2 separate regions of the Mus musculus genome follow, and region 2 is linked to region 1. The links are chromatin loops, found by intact Hi-C in ENCODE. Cell type or tissue: left cerebral cortex. All regions are shown on one strand.

What was found. Peaks named below come from ENCODE experiments on the same cell type or tissue, not always from the same donor. Only the 100,000 strongest peaks of a DNase experiment are listed, where the experiment ranks them.
Region 2: a loop joins it to region 1, with 3 times the contacts of the local background. A loop is called at or near these places in 2 of 42 quality-filtered maps.

The regions. Positions count from the first base shown.
Region 1 is chr5:100,373,042-100,375,541 of GRCm38, reverse strand. Sec31a (Sec31 homolog A (S. cerevisiae)) reads left to right here. Exons shown (of 28, transcript NM_026969.1): 21 at 211-334; 22 at 1,827-2,162. Among named protein-coding and RNA genes, the nearest start is that of Sec31a, 42 kb to the left of the region's middle. In left cerebral cortex, a CTCF peak has its summit at 1,479 (motif pointing left); a DNase peak (open chromatin) is centred at 1,469.
Region 2 is chr5:100,069,440-100,071,939 of GRCm38, reverse strand. No RefSeq gene overlaps it. Among named protein-coding and RNA genes, the nearest start is that of Tmem150cos, 7.3 kb to the left of the region's middle. In left cerebral cortex, CTCF peaks have their summits at 187 and 1,545 (motif pointing left); DNase peaks (open chromatin) are centred at 173 and 1,544.

The DNA of each region.
Region 1 (2,500 bases):
TGAGGCCATTGCTGCTGCCATTCACTACAGTCAGTTTGGACCTTTCGATCACTCAGAACGTTCTGAGCAAGATAGTATAGGCAAAATGCAGCTTTCTCATATAATAGCTTAAAAAAATAAACACCAATTCCATTTCAGAGACTGCAAGGCTATTTGGTGAGACTTGATCCCAAATATAATTTTCCTTTTTACTCTGTTCTCATTTTCCAGGGAGAAAATCCCCCACCTCCAGGTTTCATAATGCAGGGCAATGTCATTCCAAACCCTGCTGCCCCGCTGCCCACGGCTCCAGGCCACATGCCCAGCCAGCTGCCACCTTACCCACAGCCGCAGCGTAAGTAACCAGGGTGCCTGCCTCCCCTCATTGCCTAGCCGCCACAAAACCATGCTCAGTCAGTTTTGACAGATAAAATCAGGGGGCTAGGGTGTCACTCAGTGCCAGGGGGCTCCCTTAGAGTGTTCAGTTTCTAGCACCCACAGAGAGTGGGGAGGTGGGGAATAGACACAAGAGAGACACACACTGACATGCTCACCCACACACAAGATACAGGGCACCCACATGCTCACCCACACACAGAGTACAGGGCACCCACACATTCACCCACACAGAAGATACAGGGCACCCACACACACCCATGCTCACCCACACACAAGATACAGGGCACCCACATGCTCACCCACACACAGCGTACAGGGCACCCACACATTCACCCACACAGAAGATACAGGGCACCCACACACTCACCCATGCTCACCCACACGAAAGTACAGGGCACCTACACACAACCCCACAGAAGATACAGAGTACCCACACACTCACCCCTGCACACACACAAAGTACAGGGCACCTACACACACCCACACAGACTCTTTGCATCCTGATGCATGGTAGTGTATGCTTTGCAGCAACGAACAAATGATGCTGTCTTGTGCCACGCCCAGACTTTATGTGTGTGCACTCTTAGATTTGTATATTCTGTGGACTTTGACAAAGGGAGCAGTTACACTTGAAAAAAGAAGTGCAATTAGGAGTGGGGATGCAGGCAGGCCGTCAGTCCCATCCATGGTGGGTAGAGGCAGACTAACTGTTTCACATCTACAAAGAACCTAAGTAAAATGGGGGAATTATAAGGTTAAATAACTATTAAAAATTTAGAACCAAGGGTCTAAACAACTATTAAAAAAAGCCAAGACCCCCTAACCACTGATCCAGATGAGGGCTTCTGAGCTGCAGGGATTCTTCACGTAAATCTACATTTCATGCAGTGCTGTGCTGTTTCTGGGTAGCAGATGCCCCGGGTGTACACTGCAGGGCCTCTTCCTGCCTCTCTCCCTGCCCTGCCTATGCAGTGTTAGCCTCTGTCAGGAGGGTTGAGTGAGGGTGGAGGCTGAAGTCAAGCTACCAACAAACTATAGGGTTTTCCAGAAAAGTACTGGCCTTGTGTCCACAAGTCCTCATGGCTCCATCTGGTGGCTCATAGCTGTCTCTGCAGTCTTCCCAGGAACAGGCGCTCTCAGAGAAGGGCCAGTCCTGTCGGCTCTTAGACCTGATGGCCCATGTTTCTCAGAGGAAGCGTGCTAAGGCTTTGTCTTATTACTGTTTTTTCTTTATTTTTGAGATGCTGCAGGTGGAACCCAGGTTTCCCATGCTAGGCAAGTGCTCTGTCACTGAGCTACACCCCTATCAGGAGTGCTAGCTTTGGTCTTACTGTTATAAGATTAATGATTAAAACCATCTTCCTATGATACCGTTACTTGTTCTTCCTACTTCCGTGTGAGTAAGTATGTAACTAACGAAGGATTTCTGTTTCTTCCCCTTGATGTAGCTTACCAGCCAGCCCAGCAGTATTCCTTCGGAACAGGGGGGGCAGCAGCTTATCGACCTCAACAGCCTGTTGCTCCTCCTGCTTCTAACGCTTACCCTAACACCCCGTACATATCTCCTGTGGCTTCCTATTCTGGGCAGCCTCAGATGTACACAGCCCAGCAAGCCTCCTCACCTACCTCCAGCTCTGCTGCTTCTTTCCCCCCTCCCTCCTCTGGAGCATCCTTCCAGCATGGCGGACCAGGAGCTCCACCATCATCTTCAGCTTATGCACTGCCTCCTGGAACAACAGGTACACCGCCTGCTGCCAGTGAGCTGCCTGCGTCCCAAAGAACAGGTCTGCGCTTGGAAGGGGTCTGCTTGGGCCTCCTGTTTCATGAGCAGAGGGGTGGCTGGAGGGGTGGTATTTCCAAGTGTTTGTGAACTGAATAACATGGGGTATTGGTTGAATTTTTAATAACAAATTCTAAAACTTTGCATGAGTGTGAGACCCCCTATAATGAATGTCAGCTACTAAATGAAGAGAACAGACTAGCGCTTTCAAACACTAAGACTGTATAACCCACTGCTGCATGTACTTTAAAAGGTAGAAAATTAGTTGGCAAGATGAATGACAGTTGAAATCGGATTTAGTGGGTACTGTTATGTGAAATACAGAACTTTAGAGGGCATAGC
Region 2 (2,500 bases), 300 kb after region 1:
GAAAAATTAAAAACATTTCCCAGACATACCTACAGGAGGGTCTGGAACTGAGTTACTCAGTGAGATGTAAAACACTCTAAGGTCACTAAAATGCAAGTGTTTGGAGAGGTTGTAATAAGCAGGCTTGTACCCCACTTCTTGGCCAGCTTCATGGGTTAGCCATTGCTGTGACAACCGTGGCGGTTCCCAAACTCACCACTGTGGGGCTTCCTGGGGTGGTTCCCCTAACTGTCCCTCCTCTAAGCCTTCCATTGGTTTATGTAAAAACGCCTTATTCCTTTGTGGTCAAAATACCTGAGTGAGACCTTAAGAGATGGAGCATCAGCAAAGAGCGCTTGCTGCCCTTGAAGAACACCTACGTGTAGTTCCCAGCATCTACCTCAAGTGGCCCACAACTCCCCGTAACTCCAGTTTCAGATCTGATGCCATCTTCTGGCCTCCACCCACAAGCACATGATGGCACACACACACACACACACACACACACACACACACGCGCGTACTAAATCTTTTTTAAAAACACCCAAGCGCTTTCTGCTTCCAACTCTCTCCTCTCATAGGTCTTCCTATAGCAACCCATTCTCCATCAAACACAATTTAAGTCACCCAGTCCCGCTCAGAATTCCCCAGTAGCTTCCGACCACATCTAGAGTACAGGCTAAGAATTTCACTAGGATCCAACAACCTAATGGTCAGGCCTCTTCTGTAGACCTCTCTAACTGTATTCAGCCACGGGGCTCCCTAGTCCCCAGTCCCAGCACTTCTACCTAAATCTCTACATTTAATCCACACACAGTGTTCTCTCCCCTTCTCTATCTGGTCTCCCATGATTAGGTTACAAGCCCTGCCCGCCCTCCCAGACCTTACTTTGTCTTTGTTTGGTTTCCTAACATCTCTAGAGGATATGCATGCTGACCATAGGGACAATGTGCCCTCATGTCAGCCCAGGACTCACGTCTTGACAGAATAAACCTGAGAGAAACTCAAGGGCAGATTTTACTCATTACTCTATCAGCAACAACTGCGGGATTTTTGATTTGTTTTGAGACAGAGCTCACGTGGCCTTGGCTACCAGCCTGGAACTCCCTATGTAAACCAGGCTGGCCCCTGCCAGGGATTGTAACTGCAAGTCACCAGGCCGAGCTCTGCAAATTATTGTTGAACATTACTGAGGATGGTATAATATGGACATCAAGGCACAGGTGGTAGTATAGCAAACTGTTATGGGACATAGTATATTTAATTATTTTTTTATAGGAGTAAAAAAAAAAAAATTCCTGAAAACAAGCCCCTTTAAACACTGCTGCTAAAACTTGTCTACCCAAAAGGAATGTATTTTTTAAAATGTGTTTGATACAGGAGAGGAAAGGGGATTAGCGGGTGGGTTGTGGTTGGTATTACTGCCAAAACTTTGTCTAACTCCTCTGCTCTTGCAATAGCCTGTTACTGGCTTTTAAAGATAAATGAACTGTTAGTCATGTCCCTGCTCCCTCCCTGTTCCCACCTGATGCCTTTCAACGGGGCTGTGGGGAAGCAGCACCACCTGCTGGGCAGAGCCGGTCCTGCACCCACACAGGCATTTAAGGCCCTGCTGTCAACCAACCCTGGAAACATCAGTGACTCTCAGCCACCAAAGCCAGCCTAAACAGCAGACCTCTCAGCTCCAGAATTGCTGATTAGAGCCAGCTTCTGAGATTTCTCTCCCTCAAACTACGGTAAAACACTGGAAGTCAGTGCTACTGAGGGAAAAACACCAAAATATATCTAGCTTGACAAGGAGTCCCTTGCCCCCGGCTATAAACAGAGAGACCGGGAAAAACCCAAATGTTATCACACACATCTGACTGCATGTATGCCTGTGGACCACACGAGAGCCTGGTGCAGGGAGAGGCGTCAGATGTCCTGGGATCAGAATTAGATGGTTGTGAGCCACCGCAAGGAATCAAACTCCAGTCCTCTGCAAGGACCACTGAGCCATCTCCGGCCCCTTAAAGATGTTTTTGATTTTTGTTTTTAATTTTGACTTATTGTTGTTGTTTGGCTGGTTTTTTGTTTGAGTAGCCTTGGAGATCCTGAAACTACTCCTATAGGCAAGCTGGCCTGGAACAGAGTTCCTACCTTTGCCACAATTAAAGGCTTTCCTCCAGGGCTGGGATTAAAGAGATGTGCCACCACACCAGGCTGTCTCTCAAGTCCTTACTTTTCTAATTGCTGTTATTAAAGGATAATCTGTCTGCCATCTGCCCATGAACTTGTCTACAAATATATATGTACGCATGAAGTGAATCCTTTCGTTGGATGTGATTTCACCATTTACAAATTATTCCCATTTCTATGACTTAACATGAATTTATTCTATTTCCTAGTGACAAAACCTGAATCAATGTAACATTTTTTCCTGTCCCCTTCCTCCTCATATTTCCAAGACTTTACCCCTTATCCAATGCATCCCCCCAAAATGATTCCTACACCATTTTCTTAATTACAAAAATAACTATTT